Regions from separate parts of the Mus musculus genome. Here region 1 is linked to region 2. A link is a loop called in an ENCODE intact Hi-C map of the cell type or tissue named here. Cell type or tissue: gastrocnemius. All regions are shown on one strand.

Region 1 (8,000 bases), 76 kb after region 2:
GTTGAAACTTGCCCCCTGCCCCCAAAAAGGACAAAAAAAAAAATTCCTAGAGGTAGAAGTTTCTCATCATCTGCCGTTCTGAGGTTTTAGGGCTTTAAATTCTTCAGTTATGTCCTGTACCACGATCTTAAGGTATTACCTTTGGGGGAAATCTGGGGTGTATAGGGCAGGGAGTTACTCCACTGAGTGTCCGGGCCCACAAGGTCACTTTGCTCCCATTGCATTGTGTCTTTAGGAGACAGCCTGAGGAGAGGGCAGAGGGAACATTTTAAAGGAGGACACACCAGTTGCCCATTATCAGATTGACCGCATGTGGAATGAGAGATTCTGGGGAAAAGTTGAAGTTCTCATTTTTTTCTTAGCTGTGGATATTTTCCTAGACTTCATAGCAAATAGGCATTCTCTAGGAAGTCCACTGCATGAAATCCCTGAGAAGCATGTTTTGAAGAGCTGGATTCTGTAATGAAGGATTGGTACTCAATGAGTATCTGTGTAGCTGCGGTTGGAAGGATAGCTCCACAGTCGAGCACTGGCTGCTCGTAAGGATTAAGGTTCAGGGTATAGTGCCCACATGATAGCTCACAGCTGTCATCCCAGCTCCAGGGGATCCAGCACCCATCTGCCACACACACCACATACACACATGCATACATTCAACCAAACGTACATGTAAAATAAAAATGAATATAATTTTAAAAATATTTTTACTGGGGACTGCACCCAGAATTACGGGGTGAGCCTGTGTGTGCTCTTAGGCTCCAGAGAGAGCATCTAGGGCAATGAATTACAATGTCAAGGCTCCCAAGCATGGGAACCTTATTTGTACCTTTTATTTGTGTCCAAGTATAAAGGAAAATGTCCTGGAGGACTATGGGAAAACAGTGTTGAGGCCATAAATTTTTATTTGCTTTACAATCATCAAAGTAGAGACTAGCAACTGAAATATTTCGTAAGATTATAAAGGATTTTTAGTTTGTGTCCTCCTCTAAAAGCACATGGTCTTGCTATCAATAAAGATTCTCTTTTGAGCGGAGATTTTCAGAGAAAAGGGTTTGTTATAATGACACAATTCTGGATACTTAAGAAGATATTCTTTCCTGCTTAATAGGGTCACCTGTCAGAAGCTTGGTCCCGAGTGACAAAAAATGCTATTGCAGAAACCATCATTGCCTTGACCAAAATGGAAGAAGAATTTAGGTCTCCAGTGAGATGTATTGCAACAACTAGAGTAAGATTTTGTTGTTGTTTTAAATTTGTGTTTAAAATTTGTGTTTATTATTATGTGTGATCAGTAAGTCAACTTAGTCACATTTTTAATTAACATCATCAAAAAATGACTTATGAATTAAATGTGATAGTAATTACTGTTCACTGTTGGGTGTGTAGTATCAACTTTTGTTATTATTTAGGAAGCTGAGGATATACTGGTTAAAAAAGTCTAAATTACACTGTGGTTATTATCTTTCTACTGACCTATTTACCATAGCTTACCTTAGTAAGTTGAGTAGTAGTTGCATTCTGCTGTGAGAGACTGGTGATCCTTCAAAGACAAGACAGCTCTTCACAGTTCTTCCTAATGAAAACCCTAGCTCAACTGTGAGATTTGTATGCTTGGCTTTTAAAGGAGAATACTCGGGCCTAGAAAACTGGCCAGCAGTTGAGAATATTTGTTCCTCTCACAGAGCTTGGGCTCAGTTCCCATAGTCACTTAGTGGGCACAGCTACTGTAACTCCAGCTCTAGGGGACTTAACACCTACTTCTGAACTCACCATGCATGCAAGTGGTGAGTGTGTGTGTGTGTGTGTGTGTGTGTGTGTGTGTGTGTGTGTGTACAGGCAAAATGCTCATGCACATAAAATAGTATAAATAAGTCTAAGAAATGTTTTAAAAACAATACATCCTAATTATAGGTAGGGTTGAACTTTTGAGGAAATAAGGTTGCATTCTTTAAATGAGACATCTAATTTTTAAGATACCAGGTTTATGAGCCGTATAACTCAAAAGGTGATTTAAGCTATTACTGAAGAGGGAAGTATGACATCATTAGGAACAGTACACACTACTGGAACTCATATAGATTAATTCTCTGAAGTCTGTAAAAGAAGTACGTTATATTTTATTAGAGCAGAGAAACCCCGTTTATGCTACCATGCTTATGGGCAGGACACTTAAAACAAGTATGTTCTGCTGTTACCCCTTCCTACCACTCAAGAATTCTTTCATTCCACATTCCCTTTTCACTTGCATAGATTTTTTTCAGTGTTTTATTAATGAATGAACATGTCATTCTGTGTAAAACTGCAGTTCACTCTTTATATCCCTCAGAAATGTGTTTCATAGCCACGTGTCTTGGTGTGCGTATATCTGTGATGATATGTGTGTGTTTGTACAGATGCTTGTGTGCCCTTGGCACATGTGTAAAGGTCAGAGGAAAGCCTCGGGTGTTGATCCTCACTCTCCATCTTGTTCGAGACAGTCCCTTCATTGTTTACAGCTGCCGTCAGCAGGCTAGCTGGCCTCCAGGCCTGGGCTTCCCTAGTCTCTGCCCCTCATCTTGCTCAGGAGCACTGTGATTACAGACATGCACTCTCTCATGCTCAGATTGACACGAATTCTAGCTACCTGGACTCAGACTCTTACACTTGTATAGCCAGCTGTCTCATCACCATAGATTTTCTAGAATTTCCTGAAAATTATTAGACATGTATTTATGGCAAAGTATACAAAGTAGGGCTCTTGAGACAACAGAGACTCCTGAGAAACTGTTATTATGTACAGTAACCCAATATGTACCCAACTACTTATAGAACTGCAAACTAGCTACTTATCAGCTCATTAGGAGTATAGAACTTCAGACTCTATACTAGCTGGGAAAATATACAGTAGTCATGCACGGTAAATATTATTCCTATAAGTGAATTGCTTACATCATTAACATAAACATAACATAAAGAGGTTGACTTTATGTCAGGTAGATACAGAAATAGTCATTCTTGGAGTAGCTCCTGGTGCTTGGCACATAGGCAAGGAAATGCAAGTGCTACTAAATATCTGTGCATGTCCTGATGGAGCGAGCACTTACTTGGCAGTCATCGATATCAGATTTCAAGCATCTCATAGCTGTGCTCCTTCCTCCTCTACAGCTCTGGCTTGCCCTGGCATCGCTGTGTGTTCTTGATCAGGACCATGTGGACCGCCTCTCCTCGGGGAGATGGATGGGAAAGGACGGGCAACAGAAGCAAATGGTGAGGTTGGGAGTGTGCTGTGAGAACCTGCCTTTCTTCACAGTTGCTGATAGTTTGTGGGGAAGACAGTATATCACACTCTTGGAAACGTACATCCAGTCTGTCCAGTTTGCTCAGAAACCTGCTTCATGCTTTAGAAAACCTATAGGCTTTTATTTGATTATATGAGAACTTTATCCTTCTCTGGTTCATGCTTATAGCAGCAAAATTTCTAGCCTGACTGATTTTTGCTAAAATGTGATTATCCTTAGGAATAAAAAAAAAGAAAAAAAAAAGAAGCAGGAAACCAGCAAGAGGAATGGCATGGCATACCCTCTCCAAGTGTAGTCAGAGGAGGCTCACAGGGCACAATGGAGCGCTCTCAGCATTTCTGATTACCTTTATTTTTTTATTATTTATTTATTTATTTATTTATTTATGGTGAATTGCGCTCATTTATTATTCATGAGATTTGGAATAACTCGGGAATATTAAGTCTCTAAATAAAATCATTTTCTCCCTTTAACCATTGACTCTGTATACACATTAATCTTATTGAGTAATTCTTAGAGATTTTGATAGTGTAGTATATACCTACAGTAATTCTGTTTTACATTCAAATCTAAAAGCCTTGCAGATTTTAGAATAAAGGCTTTCAGTATCATAAATATACTAGTTAGGTTGAATTCGTCGAGGCTTTCTTGTGAGTCTAATGTGGCATGTGAAAACATCTGCTTCCAGCCTATGTGTGACAACCATGATGACGGTGAAACTGCAGCTATCATCTTATGCAACATCTGTGGCAATCTGTGTACTGACTGTGACAGATTCCTTCATCTGCATCGACGAACGAAGACTCACCAAAGACAGGTGAGCTTGTCTTCATAGCCAGAACTCTGAAATAACGTGGGAGGGAACCAGGGGAAATGGGCTCTGGAATGACCTTACTTGACTCTCAGTGGTCGCACTAACTGCAAACCGAGCAAGTACTTAGATTTTCCAAGACTTGGTTAGCACTTGAACTGCACACATGGAGCTGTTGTGAACACAGGAGAGAATGCTGTGTGTGTCTGGAACGTCTTACACTGCTTTATAAAGAAAGCCACAGTTGCTGAAAGATGACATTTGCTTCTGCCCAGAACTAAACACATTTATCCCTCTTCTATAATGGAACAACAGGTCTTCAAAGAAGAAGAAGAGGCTATAAAGGTCGACCTCCATGAAGGCTGTGGTAGAACAAAACTGTTCTGGTTGATGGCATTAGCAGATTCTAAAACAATGAAGGCAATGGTGGAATTCCGAGAACACACAGGTAAAAGAATTAAAAGTTAAGAGGGAGGATGAAGCATGTCTGCAAAGTAGGATAAGTCAGATACTGGCTACGATGGTCTGTATGTGCTCGGCTCAGGGAGTGGCACTGTTGGGAGGTGTGGCCTTGTTGGTGTGGGCTTTAGTACTCTTGTCTTAGCTGCCTGGAAGGTAGCACTCAGATGAAGATGTAGAATTCTTACCTTCTCCTGTGCCTGCCTGGATGCTGCTATGTCCCCACCTTGATGATAATGGACTGAACCTTGGAACCTGTAAGCCAGCCCCAGTTACATGTTGTCCTTATAAGAGTTGCCTTGGTCATGGTGTCTGTAAACTTCCTGTCGTGTTAGCAGTAAACCCTAACTGAGACACCAGCTTACCTATCAGGAATAATCTTGAGTAGTACAGATGCTGACCACATGCTTGGTAGACACAGTCAGTCATCTAGATTAGAAAGGGCATCAGACTACAAGCTAGCAAACCCCATTTCCCATTACTTTTTTGTACTGCTGTGAAGAGATATAAAAGAAGACATTTAATTGGGGGGTTGCTTACAGTGTAAGAGGTTAGTCCATTATCATCATGATGGGAAGCATGTTGGTACAATGCAGTTGTGAGCTTTACATCCGGGTTCTTGAACATCCAGGCAGGCAGACTGGGCGTGGCTTGGGCTTCTGGAATTTCAGAGCCAACCCCCAGTTATACACGTCCGCCTACAAGGCCACGCCTCCTAATCATTCTAATCCTTTTAAACTATTCCACTTCCTGGCGACCAAGCAATATATGAGCCTATGAGGTCCATTCATATTCAGACCACACAGTGACTGAGTAGTCCATTAGCCTCTGTAAAATCTTAGACTACTTACATCTGTGTAAGTGAGCTGGTAGATATACCATGTCTACACTGTGTCTTAACTGCAAGGTCCTATGATTTCCTGATACTTCAGAGTCTCTTCTACAGTTAGTACTTCTCGGGGCTTAATAAATAGTTCTGTTTTACTAATTGTAATAATAAAGGTGAGCAGCCAGTGCCTTAAAAACATACTTCTTGTTATGTCTAATACACTTGAACCTCAGACAGTTTTCATTCTAGTTTTTTATAAAATGAAACCTTACATATTACAAGCTTAATGTGTAAAACATGAAAATTCTTCATCATTTTTAGCAAAGCTGCTATCTGCCATTTGTCATACTGACACAATTATTTCTCATTGGTCTTGAGCATAAATCTGAATTACTTAACTATATAAAGATGACTCATGCTACAACATATGCCTTTTCTCAAACCCAATTTTTTTCTCCTGTAATTTGTCAATAGTCTACATTAATAAATGTAATATTGACCTTTCCTTTTATAGAAACACTCCTTTGCTTTTTCCAAAGAGTGTTCTACAGTCATTTCTGGAACCAGTGATAGTTACTCGAATTTGTGTACCTACATTTGAAAATGAGCAAGGTCTTTAATCTTTGTTTTAAAGAATTCTGATGCTTCTTTCAATATTTCAATGTATTTAATTTTTTTTGAAATTGCAGAGTTCCTTGGGTAAATTTTCCTATTATTCAGGTTTTATAATCTAGTCAGATTTTGTACTGTCATGTAATTTTGTTACATAAAAATATTCAAAAACAGCTGGGTGTGGTGGCGCACACCTTTAATCCCAGCACTCGGGAGGCAGAGGCAGGCGGATTTCTGAGTTTGAGGTCAGCCTGGTCTACAAAGTGAGTTCCAGGACAGCCAGGGCTATACAGAGAAACCCTGTCTCGAAAAACAAAAAACAAACAAACAAAAAAAAAAGTATTCAAAAACTTCTCTTTATTATATGTTCTTTATTTTTTAAATTATAATACTTATCTAGTGTTGTGCATTTTGGGTAAGGGTTTGCCAGATTTGCTCATTCTGTTCTCTGGACTAGATATATAGTCTCTTTCTTTTGCTAAAATGCTATAAACCAGCCAAGTTTATTTGGTTTTAGAGTTATCTTTATTTTTTTATCCCTTTGGTGATTACTAATTAGGGCAGCTTAAAGCTTTTAATAACTGAAAGAAATCTAGCTTGCTATTCCAAAATTACTGTATTAAAAGCATGACTTTCTACAAGACTTTTTTCTTCTTCTTGAACGTAGGCAAACCCACCACGAGTAGCTCGGAAGCATGCCGCTTCTGTGGGTCCAGGAGTGGAACGGAGCTGTCTGCTGTTGGCAGTGTTTGTTCTGATGCAGACTGCCAGGTAGGGATCTACTCAGAGGTTAGGCCATCCCAGGAAGGAAGAGTATACATATTCTCACAAGGCTTTTGTTTTCTTTAGTAGGGGTTGTCATTTTGCCTCAGTACAGTTTTCCTTCGTCACAACCCAAAGGTGACATTTTGTGCTGCTTGTTCATTCATTAAGTACCACCATTAGTACTCAATTTTGCTCTGGAAACAGCTAAGGTATCTGACAACTTGGGGCTGAAGAGATGGCTCAGGGCCTAACAGCACTCGCTACTCTTGCAGAGGACCTGGGCTTGATTCACAGTACAGGCCTCACATGAGTAAACACAAACACGCGCGCACACACACACACACACACACACACACACACACGTACAGTACACAGACAGAAAGACAGAAAGCAGGCACATGTACATGCAAGCATAATATAAAATATACATCTGCCCAGAATTCCGTTGCCTTTGTTCATTTGTTTGCCTAAAGTAAACTTCTAGTGTCTGAAAGGTTTTGAATCCTGAACTTAAATATTGTGGCATGTGGTTGGCACTCCGATGACAAGACATAGGTGGGGATTTGTTTGTTTGGGATTTGGCCCCTGGTTTGGGACAGAGGGCTGGTATTAGGAGACATTTATATCAGAACGTTATGTTTGTGCCTATGTCTGATGCCAAATCAAGTAAAGTCGTAGTTCACTTTTTATCAATGCTGTTCTTTTATGTTGGATGAAATTCTTTAATTACATTAAAGAAAAACACTGTTAGTTATCAAAGCATAGGAGTAATTATTGTTGTTTTATACTAATAGGTATTTTCTGTTTAGAAAAAGTTGTTTAGAGAAATTAATATAGTTGGTCTAACCCTGAGGTTACAAACCTTTTTAATCACTCTAAGACTGCTGCAATTCATCTTCAATAGGAATATGCTAAGATCGCCTGCAGTAAGACACATCCCTGCGGACATCCGTGTGGAGGTGTTAGAAACGAAGAGCACTGCCTGCCCTGCCTGCACGGCTGTGATAAGAGCGCCACCACACTGAAACAAGATGCCGACGACATGTGCATGATCTGCTTCACCGAAGCGCTCTCTGCAGCACCGGCCATTCAGGTTGCCTCGGCTTTTAAATGTGCCTAGATTTTAACAGGAGGAGATATAATCACATTTCTCAAGTAAAAAGATGATTGGAGCTTTCTTTAGATGGCCAAGGGGACATGTCCTGTTCCTATGTACTCGTTAGTGTCTGCTGAGGACAAGTTCGCT
Region 2 (8,000 bases):
CTTCTCCTATCATTCCTATAATTGAACTGCTGATTCCCAGTCTCTCTAATTTAAAATGATCATCATCTCTATCGCAGGGTCTCTTCTTTCTCTGCTGCCCTTTACATTCCGTTCTCCACAGAACAGTCAGCGTTCTCCGACAGGAATGAGGGCATACCCCTCCCTCCTCAGTTCTCTCTTGATGCTTTGCGATTAAATAGGAGTTTGCTACTCTGGCCTTGAAAGTCCATATGATCAGACCCTGTTTACTGTCTAATCCTGTCCCATGAACTCTGCACCTGGCTCCCACTGTCCAGATAATATTCTCTCACATTTTCCATGAGTTTGTAGTTTGTTTTTAAACACAACTCGGGTATTTCTTAAGTATTAGTTCAACAAAGAACAACTTAATCTAACAGAAAATAGCACCCTTTACTTTATAGTCTGCTTTGGTTTTTGTTCAAAGCCTTTATCCAAAACTAACATAATTACACATATGCTGTCTTTTTATTATTTCATGCACCTTTCCATACATTCATTAAAAACTCTGGCAGGTGCTATGATATATCACCTTCATGTTGTATTCCAGTATGTATGACTGCATAGTGGCATCTGATCTGAAGATTGCTTTGCATCCCTTACATCTTCAGATTTGATGCCACATATACTGTCTTAACTGTAATTGTTTTTCACTTTAAGTTTATTGAGGATTTCTGATCGGAATATGATGCCTGAATTTCTCAGTGAAAACTGTTTTCATTTTATTCATGCCCCAGGAGTGAATTTGATGGAGATTTACAATCCCAACTTCTAAGTAAAGCTAATGAAGAAGATAAAAACTGTAGCAGAGCACTCTCTGTGGTAAGCACTGTTGTTCGAGCTGCGAAGGACCTGTTGCACAGAGCTCTTGCTGTGGATGGTAAGACGATCCTTTTCCTTTCTTTAGAGTTAGATTTTAGAGCCTGTAGTTCTTTTGTGAATAGTTAATGAAGGGGAGATACCTTTTAGAATCCCTGAGTATTTAGTTCCTTATTTATTTATCCATCCATTTATCCAGTATTGATTTTGGATCATTCACTTCCTTCATACTCTGAGGAAGATTTTTTTAAAGTGAACCAAAAAAAAAAAAAAAAAATTACAGAATACTTTAAATTTTTTAGTTTGGTCAATAAGAGAAACATCTCATCTGATTAAATTCATTTTTGCTTATTTTCTTGTTAGTGAAACTTTTTTGCTATTGTGAAAATTTTTTTCTTACTGTGCTTCCTGTATCTATTAACTATTCATCCAAATGGCTGGTGAATAACCAGATGCATAACCTGCCCGTCTCCTCAGGTCTACTTGTCTAAGTCAAGTTCTAGAACTGTTTCTTCTCTGCAAAGTCCAGTCAGTATGTTCTTCTTTCTCTGCTCTACCAGTGCCTGGTTAAGCTGCCTTAGTGCAGCCTCACGTGCATTTTCTTGAATGGAAATGTCCAAGTAATTGCATTGCTACCTTTCTCCTGTTATCCACCTGTGTCTCTAGGCATCTTCTCTACACTAAGGAGAATCACTAGTATAAAATATTCAGGGTTATCCTTTCATCTAAAATGTTATTCCATCCCAAAGGTTTAGGCTAGGCTGAAAAAGTATTTTGTTAATATATGTCATTCGTTCATATGCAATAGGTTTAGAACTCCATATTTGAAAGAATAATTGCCCTACAGTATAAATATATAGGCTCAGCCAATCTTTTAAGCATCATGATCATGGGTAAATAACTAAAATGGCTGTCAGCAAAGTGCTTTAATGGGAAAAAAGAAGTCACAATAGCTTTGTAACAACAAATGCTTTTTGGAATGTTTATATGTACAGATATTATTCTAACCGTTTTATATTATATGTTGATTAATTTAATCCTAATAGCATTCAGTGAAGAAATATTGTTGATATTCTAAATAATTTGCTTCGTGTCACTCATGTAGCCGTGTTTAAAACCATTGCCCTAGCTTCTACTCCTTTCTCTAGCATTTTACAGGTATATATGTAGACCATGTTATGAATTTACTATAAGATATACAAACACTTTGTAACTTGACTTTTCCTTTTAAAAAGTGGAAAGTATCTATTGTAAGGATTGAGATAACAATAAATCCCTTAGAATAAATTGAGCCTGTCCTTCATAAATGTGTAGTTGATGTCAAGCACAGCTTTCTGAGGATAACAGGGTAGAGGTTAGGAGAGCATGCATACAGTATAACAAACTACCTTCTAACTACAGTCTCAATGCTTTTTTTAGCTGATGACATTCCAGAACTGCTTAGCTCTTCCAGTCTGTTTTCCATGCTGCTTCCCCTTATTATAGCCTACATAGGACCAGTAGCCGCTGCTATTCCCAAGGTGTGTAATCAAAATTCTATAACTTTGAATCTCTTACCACTGGTAACATTTCACAGGTCTTACATCTTCCCTTTAATCACTGAGGCACTAGGGTAATAGGTAACAGAGAAAGCATCCTAAGTGCTAGAAGTCGTTAGCTAAGTCTCATTGTTCCCAGAATTGCTAATTGATTTAGTGTACATATTTGCTTCACACTTGAAGAATTTAGGAATAGGAAATCTATTTTATAAATATGACATAAAGAAAGATTAAGTAATCAGATGGGTTTTTTTAAAAAAAATTCTGAACTTGATGCCAACTCTCCAGTTTTAATAAAATTATCAATAAAAAGATTATTTTACAGTAGTGAGATAAGACATGAAGAACATCATAAACTGTACAGTCTTTGGCATAATTTAATAAAGTAGAGCTATTTATTTCTAGATCACAGAAAAGCAAGGGTTTTAAAATATAGATTTTTTTGGTATAATATTTAGAATAAATTTCTTTACCCACTAAAAACACATTTAAAAAAAAAGTACTTTATAGAAACTATATGAAAACTGGTACTTATAAGAGTTACCAACAATTAGGGTAGTTCCTAAGTAAAGTGAATTTCACACTTACTTAATCATCTTTATTTTTTATATCTACTAGGTTGCTGTAGAAGTTTTTGGCCTTGTCCAGCAATTGCTTCCCTCAGTTGCCATTTTGAATCAGAAGTATGCACCCCCTGCGTTCAATCCCAATCAGTCAACTGATAGTACGACAGGCAACCAGCCCGAGCAAGGCCTCTCAGCTTGTACCACTTCCAATCACTATGCTGTCATTGAGAGTGAGCACCCATACAAGCCTGCCTGTGTGATGCACTACAAGGTGGGCACCGTTCTTAGCAAGACTCAAAGTCAAAGCTGGATCTGAGGCTTTCTAATGATATCAGAAAGTGGATTTTGTGAATGTTCAGAAATGTTACTTCTTGTAGTAGTTAAATATAAGGCATCAATCGAGACAGTATGGTACTGTTGGATTAAAGAAGACCTGAAGACATAGTCTTTCCTAATACGATATATCCTGAATAGTTTCCCCTCCCTCTTCTCTTAGTTCTTCCCCACCTAACCTACCCCCGTCCACTCCCTTTCTGCCTCTCATTAGAAAAGAGCAGGCTTCTAAAAGACAACAACCAAACATGTCAAAATAAAATATAATTAGATAAAACAAAACCATCACGAGGCAACCCAACAGAAGGAGCAGAGCCCCACGAGAAGGCACAAGAATCAGAGACCCACTCGTTTACACACTCTACCAAACTAAACTGAACGCAACAGTATGTATGTAGAGGACCTGTTTTGGCTCCGTACTGCTGCTTCAGCCTCTGTGGGTTCCTAGGAGCCATGCCCAGCTGAGTTGAGTCAGATGGCTTTGCTCTCCGGGGGTCCTCCATCCCTTCTGGCATTTATGGCCTCCTCTTCTATGTGGGTCCTTAACCCTGATGGGAGGGATTTGTTGGAAACATCCCAATTAGAGCTGTATATTCCAAGATCTCTCTCTCTCTCTCTCTCTCTCTCTCTCTCTCTCTCTCTCTCTGTGTGTGTGTGTGTGTGTGTGTGTGTCTCACCCTCCCTCTCATGTCTGGGCTGTAGTCTCTGTTCTCATCTGAAGCAAGAGGACACTTTTCTGATGATGGCTGAATATGTCACTGATCTAAGAGAGTATAGTAGAATGTTATTAGCCATCATTTTATTGTTACTTTTTTTTTTTTTTAACCCAGTAGTATTTGGTTTTATCCTATGTCTCTGGGCTATCTAGGAAGACAGACCTTCTACCTTAAAGATTTTATACACTGGTAGGTTTTTTGTTTTTTTTGTTTTGTTTTGTTTTGTTTTTTGAGAGTTGTTTGAAAATATCTTTCTAACAGTATTGCAGTATATAATGCTAAACTCTGTGCTGTATAATTATAGTGATTATAACTCTTAAAAATTGTAAATAGTATTTTTATATATGGTCCTGTGGGCATGTTTGTTCACAGACAGAGGGCAGAAGGACAACCTTGTGTTATTCCTTAAGCAGTATCCTCATTATTTTGAAACAGGGTCTCTCACTGACCTAGAACTTGGTAAGTAGACTAGCTTGGCTGGCCATGAAGATCTGGAGACCATGTTGTCTCACCTCCCCAAGCCAGGGATTAAAGCTTGTACCACCATGCCCAGCTTTTATTTATCTATTTTTGCACTGGTCCTAGAGACTACAGTGTAGGCTTCAAGCTCTTTTCAGACTCATCTCTCTCCCTACCTATAAGTCATACTTTTCAAACTGGCATTACTTTACTACAATCAGAACTCTGGAAACTTAAAGGAGCCTACTCAGAATATTGTGAAAAATAAAGTAAAATATTTTAAAAATTAAGGTTATCATATTCAAGTCCTTTTAGTAAGTAGATGAAAATGAACCACATTTTTTCAATTTAATTATGTTTTTACACCTGTAAAATATTCAATCTGTTATAGAAATAGATACATAAGAGTAGACAAGACAGTAGCTTACTGGTCTCCTGATTAAAGTCTTAAGCTCTTAATAAACCTATTTCATTTGTTTTCTACTTATTCCTTCCGGTTTATATTATTGTAAAACAATATTTTCTTTTGCATGTCTTTACTATAAGAACCATTTAAAATAACTGTAGTTTTACAGCTGAGTAACTCCTTAATATTATCAAATATACATATGTGATAAGTTTGTTTGAATTTGATTTAACATAAGATGAATCCTCTGGGCATTATTTCTTCAGTCCTTTTTTATGTTAAATCCCTGTAAGCATACTCTTCTCTCTGCACCTTTGTCTTTTGGTTTCCCCAACTTTTGATTGTTGGGGAAACTGGCCCAGTGTCCCTGCTTTTCACCCGACCTTGCTGAGTCTTCAGAGTCTCTCCTCTAATTTTCGTTTTCCCACGAATGTGCACATATGAAGCTTGTGTCTGCTGCTTCCGCTTTGTGATGATGGCGGAGGACCTTCTAGTTCTTGTCCCACAAACACATTGAATGCTTTAAGGTACATTGGGATAATAGTGTCTTTTACAGTGAGTTATATATCTGTCTCTTTGTATTTTTGTACTAAATTGTATGTGTGTGTGTGTGTGTGAGTGTGTGTGTGAATCATTTAATGAATTGATTTTTAAATTGGATTTTTGTACTGGCTGGTTTTGTGTGTCAAGTTGACACAGCTGGAGTTATCACAGAGAAAGGAGCTTCAGTTGAGGAAATGCCTCCATGAGATCCAACTGTAACGCATTTTCTCAATTAGTGATCAAGGAGGAAAAGGCCCCTTGTGGGTGGTGCCATCTCTGGGCTGATAGTCTTGGTTCTATAAGAAAACAGGCTGAGCAAGCCAGGGGAGGCAAGCCAGTAAAGAACATCCCTCCATGGCTTCTGCATCAGCTCCTGCTTCCTGACCTGCTTGAGTTCCAGTCCGACTTCCTTGGTGATGAACAACAGTTTGGGAGTCTAAGCTGAATTAACCCTTTCCTCCCCAACTTGCTTCTTGGTTTTGATGCTTTGTGTAGGAATAGAAACCCTGACTAAGACAATTTTGTTTTCTAATTATTAAATGGATGATAAGACAAATGATAAACTAAATAAGACAATCTGTTGTTTCCTTCAGTTTGTTTCTCCTTTAGTCCTTCATTTTTTGTAGTATAACATTATTCTGTTTCATTTAATAAAACTATACATACACATAAACAGATATCCTCTTGTCTACCGACAGGTGACATTCCCAGAATGTGTTAGGTGGATGACAATCGAATTTGACCCTCAGTGTGGTACTGCACAGTCAGAAGACGTCATCCGTTTGCTTATTCCTGTCAGAACCATTCAGAACTCTGGATATGGAGCAAAACTGACATCTGTTCATGAAAACCTTAATTCATGGGTAGAATTAAAGAAATATTCAGGATCCTCTGGATGGCCTACTATGGTTTTAGTGTTGCCAGGTGAATTTTCACTTCTCTATTTATGGGATGAAATGGAAACGTGTGTGTGTGTGTGTGTGTGTGTGTGTGTGTGTGTGTAAAAAAATTCATTATGGAAAGTGTTTAACTTCAGAGAAAACTATTTTAAAACATATGGGTCTTGGTTACAGTTAAGGATAAATAAGATGTGCTGGGAAAGGGGCATGGTCCCATCTAAGTTTGTGAAGAGAGACTGTTGTGAAGATTTTGTGTGGGGGTGGGGTAGGGTGGGACTATCAGGGTTAATAACGCCTCTTCTGTATAGTTGGGACCAAACTACCTAAAAAGTGTGCAAGTGGACTTGATTTTCTATTTTCTCGGTAGATGCCATGTTTTTTAGAAATAGGATTCAAGCTCCTCATTTTAACATGTGGGTAAGGGTGGTGGTGAAGGTGGATGTACATGAATACTTATTTCTGATATTCATATTTTCCTTTAAAGCTGTAAATTTTAAACTCTTGTCTGAAGTATCCTAATTGTAATCAGTTAACAGTAACTGCTGTTTCAAACACTTAAAACTATAGAGGGAAGCTTTGTCATCTTTCACATCATCTAGCCTTGATGAATTTAGAGTTTTCCCTTTGACTCTAACCTACTTTTGTTGGATTGGTTGATTTGTTAAGGGATCCTAGAAATCCAGATACCAGGGTGGAAGATTACTTAATTCAAAGAAGGGAAGACTAACTTAGGTACTCAATAATTGATAGATGATTTTTAAAATTGCCCAAACTTAGGTAAAGTAGGATTAAGGGAACAGAGTTGATTATAATGAGAATTAGCAGCAATTCGTTAGAGTTGGTTCTGTTGTTGATAGGATTGCTTCTAACAGCTTGCTTAAGCAAATGAAGGGCTCTTCCTCAAAACACCTTCTTTCTATTTTAATAACCGTTTTGACAAATTATTTATATAATAAAATAATGAAATATTTAGACTTTGACCTCAATAGCAGAGACAGGTACTTGCTCACAGACACACATTTTTGTTTTGTTTTGTTTTTAAAGGAAATGAAGCCCTTTTCTCACTGGAAACTGCTTCAGATTATGTGAAAGATGACAAAGCCTCCTTCTATGGGTTCAAGTGTTTTGCAATTGGATATGAATTTAGCCCTGGACCTGATGAGGTAAGAAAAATTGTTTTCCCAGTCTGTTAAGAACAATTGGCTCTTTTAAAGTGTCTGTTGATTTAAAATGCCTTGCAAGCTAAAGGTTTATAATTAAAATGCCATGTGGTTTCATTACGTGTGGTACCATTTTGCTGCTCTTTCCTCAGACATGGGGATAATTGAGGTTATACAGTATGTTCCCATTTAAGTGAAGTGCATTTTGAAGCATAACTCATGCTCCATGCTAAAGTGGTTTAACCTTTACTTATATCAGAACCTAGATTCACAAAGTGATTTATCTTATTCTGGGTTTTCTTAAATGTTTTATATCAAACACTAAAATAAACCCAAGATCGTAATTTCCCTAAATAATGAATAGAGCATGATTTGGACCGTGAAGGTCATCGCATACTTGTGACATCGTTGGGTGTAGTATTAAATCTTTGTCTCTCAGCTTCATCTGAGGCATCTTTCTTTCTAGTTTCAACTGCAGAGACTAACTTTGAATTACATGTTTTCATACCTCACATTCAAGCATGTTTTAAATAGTGACTTTTA

Evidence for each region. Hi-C counts contacts between places; a loop is a spot of excess contacts. Peaks named below come from ENCODE experiments on the same cell type or tissue, not always from the same donor. Only the 100,000 strongest peaks of a DNase experiment are listed, where the experiment ranks them.
Region 1: a loop joins it to region 2, with 2.5 times the contacts of the local background. A loop is called at or near these places in 5 of 42 quality-filtered maps.

Annotation. Positions count from the first base shown.
Region 1 is chr14:103,123,159-103,131,158 of GRCm38, reverse strand. It overlaps Mycbp2 (MYC binding protein 2, E3 ubiquitin protein ligase), which reads left to right. Exons shown (of 85, transcript NM_207215.2): 75 at 1,109-1,228; 76 at 3,145-3,246; 77 at 3,967-4,095; 78 at 4,405-4,537; 79 at 6,657-6,760; 80 at 7,659-7,847. Among named protein-coding and RNA genes, the nearest start is that of Fbxl3, 28 kb to the right of the region's middle. In gastrocnemius, no CTCF peak of the experiment used is centred here; no DNase peak of the experiment used is centred here.
Region 2 is chr14:103,199,534-103,207,533 of GRCm38, reverse strand. It overlaps Mycbp2 (MYC binding protein 2, E3 ubiquitin protein ligase), which reads left to right. Exons shown (of 85, transcript NM_207215.2): 38 at 756-898; 39 at 2,257-2,357; 40 at 2,994-3,212; 41 at 6,097-6,322; 42 at 7,342-7,460. Among named protein-coding and RNA genes, the nearest start is that of Fbxl3, 100 kb to the right of the region's middle. In gastrocnemius, no CTCF peak of the experiment used is centred here; a DNase peak (open chromatin) is centred at 3,765.